2 separate regions of the Homo sapiens genome follow, and region 2 is linked to region 1. A link is a contact called in ENCODE Hi-C data. All regions are on one chromosome and are shown on one strand. Each heading gives the region's core, a stretch centred on a gene start or an enhancer-like site at or near the end of the contact. The rest is flanking DNA. Distances are from core to core; before and after follow the strand shown. Region 1 overlaps PAN3 (poly(A) specific ribonuclease subunit PAN3). Region 2 holds the start of LINC00426 (long intergenic non-protein coding RNA 426).

Region 1 (6,591 bases), core at 1,335-3,834:
AATAACTTGGTACCAGATCTTCAGCTCTTTATGTTATGCAGCCCAAGACAATCACAAAATTACAGCAACTCAAAACTCAGGTGAAGACAAGACTGATAACTGTACCAGTTGTTCTCAAAGCATGTGACTCAACAGCAGCAATGGCAACACCTAGAAACTTGTTAAATATGCAAATACTTAGGCCCCAATGCAGACTTATGAATGAAAATCTCTGGGGGTAGGGCCCAGCAAGCTGTGTTTTGTAAGTCCTCCAGGTGATTCTGATTCATGCTAGAATTTGTGAACCATGGTGCTACATAGAAAAGTTGTATTGATATTATTTTTATATTCCCCTAACCCTAACCACATATACTTCCCTAACCTTTCCCAAGATTTTTGGTTAATAACCAGGCATTTTATTCAGAGTTCAACTTTTTTTTTTTCTTTAAAAAGCTTACAAATGAATTCAAAGTTACAGAAGTTCTTCTGGATGGAATATATGAAAAGGCAGAATTAAAACAATCATGTTTTGTTTACTAAGCTGTCAAAGGTAAGACGCTCAATAAAAGAAACCAAAACTCAAAATGCTAGTACCTTGTTTTGCCAGTTATCAGAATCTTTGTTGGATCCATAACTCGACATGCCAAACCTGCTGTATGAATGGTACGCAATGCAGAACTTAGTTGGACAATATATGCCCAAATAAGAGATTCTGGCAATAATCCAGCATGCTGCCTGGGCAATGGTCCCTCGTGCTGACCTATACAGCAAAGAAATCCAAAAAATGACATCTTAAGTAATCAACTAAAAGACTAAAGCATTAACATCAAAATTAGCAAAGACAATTCATGTACACTCATGGCACAACATGTCAATTTATATATGTGTGTGTATGTATGTGTGTAATTTAAGTTTAGTCTATTGCCCAAAGATTCCTGTCCGAGATTATGCCTTTTATATTGATACCAGCAATAGGGCTCTCACTGAAATGCTCTTTTCTGTAACCACTTAATTATTGAATAAAAATTACTTAAAGTAAGAATTTATATGTAATTGTTAACCAAATAAATATAAAAACAGAAACCGTAGAGGTTTTTCTACTTAAAATGTGGCTGGCTAATCCTACCCTGTATTATTGTTTAGGCATGTGAGAGCTGTTCATTGTGTGGCTTGATGGAAATAAAAGTCTCTACCATCACTTATGTTGAATGTTTGTTTTCCTTATATCACTCAGGCCCCTCTACCACAAAGGTGGATTCTATCAACTCATTAAGTGGTTTTTGATAATATTTTCTAGGTCATTGTTAATATGTTGTAAATCAGTAGAAAAGGAGACATATAAATTTAATCAAGATTTTGTAATTATTCCAAGGAATATGACCTTATATTCTTTTCTTTGTAGAGACACTTTTGCTACATTGCCCAGGCTGATCTCCAACTCCTGGGCTCAAATGATCTACCTGCCTCAGCCTCCCTAAGTGCTGAGATTGCAAGCATGAGTCCCTACACCCTGCTGATCTTATATTCATATTGTTGTAAAACAACCTTTTGTGAATCAGTTATAAAAAGCAACATAATTAAATGGTTAATTATGTACTTATAATAAATAGCAAATATGTACTTATGGCTTGGAATAAAATTTCTGGTAAGCAGCACATACAAAATTAAAAATAATTATCTCTCAATTTGGACAGAACAGAAGATAATATACTCTGGAAATATGTGTAAGAAGGCTCAAAAAAATGGGACCGGTAACAAATGCCAAGACAATGTGAAAAATGACTATGAACTGTTTAAATGAAACTATTTAATTAATGTAGTAATAAGGAAACAAGAGTTTTTGCAGCAAACATATAGTGCTTACTGTGTGCCAGACTCTGTTCTAGTTGTTTTACTGATATAGACTCATTCTGAATCTCGTATCAACTCCACATGGTATGCTATTCTTCTCATTTTCTAAATCAATATATTTCTTATACTTTGCTTTTTTTTTTCACTTGTGCTAAGATAATAAATTACATAGTGTAAGAAAATGGTAGGCTTTTATGCATGTATGGTATGGTTAGGGAAGTTACGACTACTCAAACAATATTTTAAACTATTAGAAAAAAGGACTACTTCCTATGAAAATATAAACATTAATATATTAATCAGTGAACACCAAAAACAGAATAATTATGATTAAAAAATTACTGGAAAAGAATGCTATAAAAGAGTGGTTCTCAAAAGAAACCACTCCAGCATTTGGCAACATCTGGAGATATTTCTGGCATTACAATAGGGGTAGAGGGGGATTGCTACTGGCATTCAGTAGGCAGAAGCCAGGCCCTTCAGTCAGAAGAGGCCACTATAAACATTCTGAAATGCATAAGACAGCCCCCACAAAAACTTAAGCAGTTGAGAAACACAGTTATAAATTAAAGCCAACAGTCATTTCACAGGTGTTACTACCAAAATAAATTTGAGCAACAACTATAGTCATCTATAAGAATAGTTGTACCACATCCCCTTCCACAAAATTATGCATGTGTCTACAGATGACATAGCAAAAGGAAAAAAATGACCACATTCTATGACCAGATTTTAAATGTGAAACAGCCATGTAACCACAACTTTCTTTTTTCAACTGTCAGGATGCAAAAAAAAAGAAGTAACAAGTAAACAGAAGTAATATATTTTTGTCTATAATTAGAGTCTTGAAAGGAGTTGTAATCTGAAAGATACTAGAATATGGACTCAAATCTTTCTCCCCTCCTCTTTAATTTTCAAGTCAAGAAAATCTTAAGATTAAAAAGCATAATAACGTGATGCTGCTTTCTTGCCCCCATAGACTGAGACCTTCCCTAAATACATAAATTAATGAATAGACATCTCAAAATGGATTTACTTTTCTCTGAAATCATTTACCCTTTAACACACATTTGTTAGAATTCAAGTATTCTGGTTGTTTGCAAAATCTCAATGATAAAACAATTCTTTAAGTATATATTAGAAAGGGACAAAGAAGAAAATATTTCATGTTTAAGGAAAAGTTACTTAAAATTCTATTTTGAAACCTTAGATTAAGTAACATGGAATCCAACCTTCAAACAAAAGCATTTGTTTAGGGAAATAATTACATAAAGAACAATATAGTCATAATAGGAATCATTAAATTATATTCAGAGAATATAAAAACTATGGGGAAAATACCTATAATAAAGAAAAGATGTAATATGATATAAAAGGTTAAAACAAAAAACAATGCAAAAGGAGACAAAAACAAAACAAAGCAAGATTGAAAAGAAATGTACTAAAAGATTCACAATGGTTGTACTTAGGCAGGGAAGCCAGAGAGACTATTTCTAAGCTATTGAATTTTCCAAGTCACCTTTATTAAGAAAGCATCATATTTTTAAAAGAAAAACATTTTAAAGAGAAAAACAATTTTAACACATTTCCAGTTAAATATCTGATATCTATGTGAGTCTTCAAAAATCTATCTTATCTTAGTAAATATGCAAAAGACATTATTTCCTAACTTCTTGACCATCATCTCCATTTCTTTGACATATTTCTTTTTAAAATGTGATATGGTTTGGCTGCGTCCCCACCCAAATCTCATTTTGAATTGTAACTCCCATAATTCCCACAGTGTTGTGGGAGGGAGCTGGTGGGAGATAACTGAATCATGGGGGTAATTTCCCCCATACTGTTCTCGTGGTAGTGAATAGGTCTCATGAGATCTGACAGTTTTACAGGGGGAAACCCCTTTTACTTGGCTCTCATTCACTTCTCTTGTCTGCCGCCATGTGAGACATGCCTTTCACCTTCTGCCATGATTGTGAGACCTCCCAAGCCACATGGAACTGTAAGTTCATTAAACCTCTCTCTTTTGTAAATTGCCCAGTCTCGGGTATGTCTTTATCAGGAACATGAAAACAACTAGTACAAAATGTAATAGAGTCTTTAAACTAAATGATTACAGGGAAAAATTATACGTATTTTAAAATAGAAAACTACTCTTCCACAGAGCAAAAGCATTAGTCAAAATATAGTTTGCCTGCATCTTTTTCTTACCCCACTTTCTCTTGGTGAAGTAGGCATCAGCATTAGGGTCATTAAAGTGTCTGCTCATCATAGTTTCTCCTCCAGCATGGAAATCATATGCAAACACAAGAGCTTAAAATAAAACACAAACACTCATTACTGAAAGCTGGCTTCAAATAATGAAGCTCACCAGCAGAAAGACAAATTACAAGTTACTCACAGGGCTCAGCAAATGCTTTAGTGGTAAATACTTCACGCAAAGTTACGATATTTGAGTGTTGAATTTTCTTCCACATGTCGACCAACACCATGCACTTTGTGTTAACAAGACGAAAACCTGGAAGACAATTTTTCTACTCCAGTAAACTCTAATTGACGTCTCCTTCATATTCCATCAGAAATGGAAAAAAATTGCCATATTTATACATTGCTCATGAGGTACTAATTTCCAAATAAAAATTTTTAATTCATATATTAAATAATATATTCAAGAAGGTTTGAATAATCTTAGCCTCAATGATACGATTATAAAAGAAGATAACTTATCTTCCTTACCATGTATCCTCCGAAGGCAATATGGCAGATCATCTTTGCTGTTTACAGCTTTGTAGCAAGATGTAATATATCCAAAATTACTTGATTTCTGTATCCGGTTGGGAGGTGGCAGTGGTTCTAGAGGGAATAGGCTATGGTAGCTGTCAACCTCTGTAGGAACTGCTAGAGTAATTCATAAGAAGATGACTTGAAAATACAGGCATTCATAAATCTTTCTCAAAAATACAGAAGACATGATATTTACTATAAACCCCTTGTGTATCACAATGTGCTCTTGTATTTTAGAATAGTGTAAACATTTATTACAATTCCATAAGACAAACTAGCTTCAGTATCAATAAAAATAGGCATTATATAATAAAATAACCAAAGAATAACTAAAGTTCATACATTCAAAAACATTTCCTTTTATAGCACAATACAAATTTGTTCCTCAGAAATAATTTTTATAAATAATTTGAGTTATCACTGAGATAAATTTTTCTGGAGCAAACATTTTATCAGGTTTATAATAAAAAAACATGTATTTTTTAATGCTTCAAATACCATCATGTTTTCCAATTGAACACCAACCTATACTTTCATTCTGTTAACTGTCTCGAATGACTTCGGAATGCTCATGATATTTTAAGTGAACGGAAGATAACCCAACATGTAGTACAGCCATAGTAAACCAACTAGAAGAAAATATAGCAGATGGTAACAATGGTAACCTTTTAAAGGGAGGATTATTATTCTTTTCTATACACTATTTTGTATTTGCCAAATGTTTTATAATATACATGTTTAACACTATTTTTAAAACATGGCATTATGTCTGTTAAAAAAAAAAAAAAAAAACCGGCCGGGCGCGGTGGCTCACGCCTGTAATCCCAGCACTTTGGGAGGCCGAGGCGGGTGGATCATGAGGTCAGGAGATCGAGACCATCCTGGCTAACAAGGTGAAACCCCGTCTCTACTAAAAATACAAAAAAAATTAGCCGGGCGCGGTGGCGGGCGCCTGTAGTCCCAGCTACTCGGGAGGCTGAGGCAGGAGAATGGCGTGAACCCGGGAAGCGGAGCTTGCAGTGAGCCGAGATTGCGCCACTGCAGTCCGCAGTCCCACCTGGGCGACAGAGCGAGACTCCGTCTCAAAAAAAAAAAAAAAAAAAAAAAAACCCTATAAACAAAAACAACTGATAATTTTTGACCTCTGGTAAGAAACACAGATGAAACCCTATTAAGAAAACTAATTCCAGAAGACAGGTTCAAAATGATCCTTCCTCTGCATTTGCCAAATACTTTATGCCCATTATCTCTTAATTCTCACAACAATTCCATGAGGTAGAATTCCCTATTTCATAAATGAGGATAATAAGGATTGCATAGCTGAGAGAGAAAGGTAGGATGCAAACCCAGGACTTTTTGATTCTATAATCATAATCTCTACATGGCATGGCCATAATGAAAAACAAATGTAGAATGATTAAATGTCACCAAGTGGCATGTTCTACTTAAATAAAGGCAGTATACTGCCAAGTGTCATTGCATGTGACTATAGTCCTAGCTACTTGGGAGGCTGAGGCAGCAGAATCACTTAAACCCAGGAGCTGAATTCAGCCTGGGCAACATTTAAGACCTCATCTCTTAAATAAATAAATAAAATAAAAGCAGTACAACGGAAGAATACACACAAGTGAAATAGCTGTAACTTTTACTTTTGCGCATTTACCTAGTTTGTATTTGAATGATTGGTATAATGTCCATAAGGAAGTTAAAATGGTAAATTTTGTTTTCCAGCTATTTCATTTATTAAGGAGCACTTAATACAGGATTAATTTCAAATCAGCAAAATATACTGAGCATCTACTATGTACTAATGAACCTAAAGAAATATTACGTTCTTACCCTCAAGAGGCCTAGAGAAAAATAAAGAACACAAATTTATACAAAACATGTAAGAGGTAAAGTCGCCATTTAAGAAGTACAATTCGCTATGGCACTGGTTCTTAAACGTCACCACCTGTCACAATCACCTAAAGCCTTGTT
Region 2 (6,591 bases), core at 2,672-5,171, 2.1 Mb before region 1:
CTTTTAATTCCTTTGATTCTGCTGTTACTTTTGCCAAAAGGTTATCCTGACATTCTAGAGCAGTGATTGCTAAAGTGCCAAATCAATCCTTAGAGATTCAGGAAGAAAGTATTAGAACGTTAATTTATATTCATTTAAAAAAATCTCATCTTTTAGGTTTCTATTTATAATTTTTAAATGTTTAATAGAGTATATATAAAATTTAGAAATAAATATAACTATTGAGGGTGCATGTTCAAAATTGTTGCGAAGGCTAGATTATAAAAATAGTTGGGAGGTCACCATTCTTGGCTGGGTAAGGTGACCCTGTTCTTTTCTTCCCCCAGAATGACATGCTGCTTTGTCATTATTTATTGTCTTCCTTATGGACAACATGAGGACAGCGACTGTGATTCAGTCAGGATGAATCTGCAGACAGCAGGATCCACTCTAGTTATAGTAGAAATGGATTTATTAGAGGTGGATGACTTTCAGCAGAGGTCCCTAAACTTAAGGGCATAGCAGAATCACCTAGAAGGCTTGCTAAAGTCAAGCCTACCAGGTCCCGCCCCCAGAGTTTCTGATTCAGCAGGTCTGGGGTGGGGCCCAAGAATTTGCATTTCTAACAAGTTCCCAGGTGCTGCTGGTCCAGAGCCCACCCTTGGAGAACCACTGGGCTATAGAATGATGTCAAGGGCTGGAGAGGGAGGCTACAGAGTGGGTCTAGGTCCAGGTACAGTCTCAGAACCACACTGCAAAACTGGCTTAGTCAGGTAGCTGCTGTATCTGCTGCTTCCACTGTGAACTCAAAAACCACATTGCCTGTGCTGCAGGCCGGAAAGCTGCTGAACCAGGAAGCTGTGCTGATGCTGCTGACTGCCCCTGAGGTTAGAGATTGACTAGACATAGTGCCACTGTCATCCCTGCTGGAGAAGGTCCGAAGCACCTCCACCTCTGTGCTTCCAGAGGGGCACTGTGGTGGCCACTTAAAATGCTCAGGCTATACCATGCACTAGAGCATCTACCTGGGTAAGCTGCTATTATTATTATAATCGACCTGGAAGATTACTCTGGGGAAACCCTAGTGCAAGGGACTTTGGAGGAAGAGGTCTTTGGTGTTTCAGGCTTTGGTGCACAGGAAATCTTGCTAGGAGGTTGGAGTGGTTTTGTGTGAGGTGAGAGCAATGTCTGCTGCAGACTATTTTTCATGTTGGCTCCTGGTATGGTGCCTGAGCTCTAGGACTTGGCACATAGAAGGCCCTCTTCCTTTTCCTTCCTCAACCTGCTAGTCTCAGCCACTCCCCTGAGCACATACAGTATGCTGAAGTGTTTCAGTGTTTCAAGTGGGCTCTTGAGCATGCTAGGTATCCAGGGAGACCAGAATTCTTGCAGTGACAAGTCCGCTGGGGCTATTTCCATCTAGGAGTCAGTCTCACTTAGCTCACTGGGGATCTAGGTTACATGTGTTTTCCCAGAGTGACCTCCCCCTAACCCCCTTCCCTCCACATCCTTGTCTCCAGAGCCTGGAACCCTGGGATGCCACCTTGGTCTTGAGAATCTCAGGCTGAATCCATTTCTAGGAGGGAGACATGAGATTCTTCCACAAATGAGGTGGGGAGGGGTTGGAGGAAACTATTATTTCTAATACACCCTTCAGGCAACAGGTGCAAGCATAGAGAGTTCCAGCTTAAACTTTAGGATGGTATGACAGTGACAGGCATTTAGCAGAAAGTGCACTTCAGGGCTGGGCGCGGTGGCTCACGCCTGCAATCCCAGCACTTTGGGAGGCCGAGAAGGGTGGATCATGAGGTCAGGAGATTGAGACCATCCTGGCTAACACAGTGAAACCCCGTCTCTACTACAAATACAAAAATTAGCCAGGCATGGTGGCACACGCATGTAGTCCCAGCTACTCAGGAGGCTGAGGCAGGAGAATCGCTTGAACCTGGGAGGTGGAGGTTGCAGTGAGCCAAGATCATGCCACTGCACTCCAGCCTGGGCAACAGAGTGAGACTCCGTCTCAAAAAAAAAAAACAAAAAGTGCACTTCGGATTCTGAAGACTGGCCTTTATCCCACAGGCAAGGGATATGCTGTATGACACTCTCCTGATGCTGGGCATGGCTGTGAGCCAAAGCACCCAGGCAGCCCTGCCATCAGAAGGGTAAACCACGGACACCTGATGCCTTCCTGAAGGAAGAGCACTACGCCTGCCAAACCATCAAGCGTTGATGCTCCAGCGCCTTCTACCCGTGGTTCTCCAGCCTCAGCAGAAGAGAGAGAAATTGATGACCCTGTCGTTGTAGCATCCCCATCACCCAGCAATTAATTTTAGTTCAATGCTTCAAACGCTCTTCAGGCGCAGTGTGCGTTCAGCTGTGTCAGCTAATGGTGAGTACCCGGACAACCATTCTGTTTCACATTCAGTACAGTATTCAATAAATCACATGAGATACTCAACACTGTATTATAACATAGATAGGCCTGTGTTACATTATGTTGCCCACTGTAAGCTAATGTAAGTGTTCTGAGCACGTTTAAGGGAGGCGAGGCTGAGCTCTGATATTCGATAGGTTAGGTGTATTCAAAGCATTTTAGACTTTCAATATTTTCAATTTACAATGGCTTTTATAGGGATGTCACTCCACCGTAGGTCGAGGAGAATATGTAGTCAAGTTGCCTGGTCATGAGCACATTTTAGGTCAAGGTGTGTTTTACGCAGCTTCTAGGGTTTGCTCCTTCCTTTTGAGTTTGAGCCTGGGGGTGTGGGTTGAGGATAAAGAGTAGGTGTGGGCCAGGAGTGGTGGCTCACATCTGTAATCCCAGCACTTTGGGAGGCCGAGGTGGGAGGATCTCCTGAGCCCAGGGGTTCGAGATCAGTCTGGGGAAGGGACGAGACCTTGTCTCTACAAAATTAAAATAAAAATAAATAAATTAGCCAGGCCTGGTGGTGCATGCCTGTAGTCCCAGCTACTCAGGAGACTGAAGCAGGAGGATCACTTGAGCCCAGGACTTTGAGGCTGCAGTGAGCTATGATCACGCCACTGCACTCCAGCATGAGCAATAGAGTGAGACCCTGTCTGTATTGAGAGAGAGAGAGAGAGAGAGAGAGAGAGAGAGAGAGAGAGAGAGAGACACACACAGAGAGACAGACAGAGAGAGAACAAAGAGCAGGTGTGATCGGAGCTCAGGAAATCCTCCCTCTGGTAAGTAGTCTCAGCCTTCTATTGAGGCTGCCACCACAGTGCCATCCACAGCTTTTGCAGACCATGACATACGCAAACTGTTGTAAAATTTTGGCAGTGCTCATAGTCTCAGAGCCAAGCTTTGAAACAGAGAGGCAGCAGGAGACAGTGGGAGGAGGGTGGGATTAGAGACAGAAGGTCTCCGGGTTTGAATCTTTTCTCTCTATTGGCTGGTTGTGTGACTCTTGTCTCAGCTTCTTGGGCTGTACAAAGAGAAAACTAACACCTGCCTTAGAGACTTGTGATGATTTAATGTAGAGTGTGTGACATGTTATTGGATATTAGCAATTGCTGATATTTATAATGAAGAGCACTGGAAGCTGTCACAGTTCTCATAGTTTATTTTGCATTTGCTCCTCAGCATCCTCTGCTCATCTCAGTGTCTGTGTGGTCTTAGTGGGATGCTGACTATATTAATACTTGTAAACTTTACTCATTTTCCATCTCAAATGGGACAAGGGATAAAAATTATTTTTTATATTGTATATTTATTTAGTAAGTGAGCACTTTCCATTTTAGGCACTGGAGACACAGAAATGAAAGAGACAACGTGCCCTCAAGGATCTCACAGTGTGTGGTGAGGTGGACACACACACACATATCTAAGCACATGACAGTGAGAGGCACGTGGTCACGAGGTTGTGACGTGGAGCTGAGAGCTCAGAGGAAGGGCTTTGGATCAAGTGTGGTCAGACCACACTCGGCCATGAAAGTCTTTGAAGGTGGGGAAGGGGTGAAGATGGTGAGGGGATTCCACGGCTGGGAGAGGTACACTCCCTACACGTTCTAACCAACTGGCCGTGGGGAGGAAGCTGGAGGTCAGGACACAGGTAGGGCCTGGGTTTTTGCCTCATGTGACTGGGTGGATGGTCACAATTCGGCCATGCTGTCTTTGAACTCAACACCACCAAAATCATAGGATATTCCTAGTAATGTTGATTTCCACTAGATTACTTTTGTTACCAGAGTTTTAAGGGCAGAAGTCTTTGTCCCTTTTTTTCTCTAACAGGAAGCCATTCTGGGCCATTTATTTGCCGTTAACTTACACAGCCCACTGGAGAGTGGAGGGGTGTGAATGTGGGAGCCTGGGTGAGGGCTGCACCGGACTGTCACCAGGACAGTCCTCAATGCTGCCTGACTTAGCCACATTGCCAAAAACATACACCCATAGGTTATGAAATATTCAATACTGTATTGTATGGGAGAAATACAAAGAGGAGAAAGAACTGGGTTGAAAAGGTGGTCTGGTCAGGTATCTCAACCCACTGGCTTATAGACCAGGAACCACTCTAGACAATGCATGTAAGGAACAGAAATGGGAAACAAAAACATTTAAATTGTATTTTTCTCTGATTGCAATAAACTTGGAGGAAAGCTATTTTCTTACTTTGAGCTTTTCTTCCAATTATGATGAATGCAGAGATTAATTACAAAGGACCCGGATAAACTAAAACTCATCTACAGCATTTTTTTTTTTTTTGAGATGGAATCTCGCTCTGTTGCCCCGGCTGGAGTGCAGTGGCGCGATCTCGGCTCACTGCAAGCTCCGCCTCCCGGGTTCACGCCATTCTCCTGCCTCAGCCTCCTGAGTAGCTGGGACAACAGGCACCTGCCACCACGCCCAGCTAATCTTTTTTGTATTTTTAGTAGAGACGGGGTTTCACCTTGTTAGCCAGGATGGTCTCCATCTCCTGACCTCGTGATCTGCCTGCCTTGACCTCCCAAAGTGCTGGGATTACAGGCGTGAGCCACCGCGCCCGGCCTCTACAGCATATTTTAAAAGGCAAAAAGGTATTTTAAAATTCATGTTGGAAGACGTGGGCTCTAGCTGGGGCTGAGACAGATGATTCAACTATATTTTTTATTTTACTGCGCACTGAGGGTTGAAGCTGAAGAGCATGCATGCTTACCATTGTGTGTGCACATGTGTGTATGTGTGTCTTACACCAAAGACTGAAATCTCAAAAAAGCCCCAGGGAGCAGGTGTAACTATTATGCTACAAATGAACAGGTGTATTGTGGATCGCTGTTATATAGTTCTTTTCTTCAAACATACCTTCCTGATATAACGTTTTCTTCCTGAAAGCAAACAGTTTCTACTATTGGATTCTTGAGTGTATCATTAAGCTTCTCCAAACACAAATAACATCTACTATGCTTTAAAAGTAATGGCCCACACAGCTACTTATTTGTGTGACTGTTTATCTGTTTATACCTTTGCCTGTTTTTATCTTCAAGCAAATGGGGGATCTCAGAAGTCTTAATGAAGTAACTATCCCTGAACACTGGGATCAATACTCAGCATCCAGCTGTCAAATCAACACCAAGGTATGTACCGGGGAAAGGAAGGTTTTAGGTGAACTCCTAGCTGCATGTCTGGTTAACCTGCAACCACACAAAGCAGCTGGGGTAAAGGTGTGTCCCGATGCCTTGTGGTGTACTTGGAACTCCACAGCCAAAAGATTAGACGTTGTTTGCTCACTGTGTTCAAAACAAGAGGTGTAAAGGAAGTTCAGCAACAACCGAAAGATGACTCGTAATTTGTAACTGACTGGCTATGCTTGGCGAGCCTGGTGTATTTATAATCTTTCAAAGTCAAGCGCAAAGGCTCCTGAGCCTCATGCGTCACCCAACTGCAGCATTCCTGTTGATCACGCTGGCTGTCACCATAAAGCCTGAGCAAAAGTAAACTTTTCTGTCCCAAGGGTTTCCTTGTACTGAAAGAGCCACTGCTTGCGGCTTTTTACAGGATCACAACCAATGTCTGTTTCATGCGGCAGGTCCCTGGGGACTGTAATTGCAGAAGTATAACCTGGCGGTTATGTCACATGGCCCAAGAAACTGCCAGGAGACCAACATGCTTCCTGCCAGACGACCTTTTGCAGCTGAAGGCACTAGTGCCCCATCTGCGGTCGCTGTCTCTGTATGAACAATTCTCTGATATTCCCTGGGCAAAAAGAGGTGCTTGTTGACAACACTGAGTCAAAACTTGGAACCCTGAGCCCTCAGTCTGCCACCATATCATTTTCCTGTTAATGGAGTGTTAATTAACAAGGGTTTTCGTTTTTATGAAACGAACTGTTTTTAAGTAGGAGGATTTCCTACCTTTGAATCAACTCAGAGCTCATTTCCTACTAAAATGATAGGTGATATCAATATAAGGATGTGGAAGATTTGCCCAGTTTAAGCGTTGGGAATGGAGGCCTAGCTGCATGGCTGAGGGGATTTGGGCCATGCATGGCCTCACTGGTTGAGGACATGGATGCTGGAGATGCTTAGGTCTGGGCTTCTTTGTCTCTTTAGCCTCAGTATTCTCATCTGTAAAATGGGGTGATGTGAGAAGTCGATGAACTAATGCACATGAATAAT

What was found. Hi-C counts contacts between places; a loop is a spot of excess contacts on that map. Pooled maps may share reads with other maps.
Region 2: a map with no recorded cell type shows a loop between it and region 1 (9-fold over the local background). The contact joins the promoter of LINC00426 here to the enhancer-like site in region 1. A Hi-C loop is called at or near these places in 2 of 37 single-sample maps with no recorded cell type and 2 of 50 pooled maps.

The regions. Positions count from the first base shown.
Region 1 is chr13:28,264,849-28,271,439 of GRCh38, reverse strand. PAN3 (poly(A) specific ribonuclease subunit PAN3) reads right to left here. Exons shown (of 19, transcript NM_175854.8): 10 at 4,564-4,725; 11 at 4,229-4,345; 12 at 4,039-4,140; 13 at 574-739. Among named protein-coding and RNA genes, the nearest start is that of PAN3-AS1, 130 kb to the right of the region's middle. Within about 2 kb of position 2,584, at least 3 of the 41 ENCODE cell types and tissues checked have a DNase peak (open chromatin) inside an H3K27ac peak, as active enhancers do.
Region 2 is chr13:30,371,244-30,377,834 of GRCh38, reverse strand. It overlaps LINC00426 (long intergenic non-protein coding RNA 426), which reads left to right and starts at 3,921. Exons shown (of 5, transcript NR_024464.2): 1 at 3,921-4,052; 2 at 5,461-5,550. RefSeq lists enhancers at 623-682, 813-932.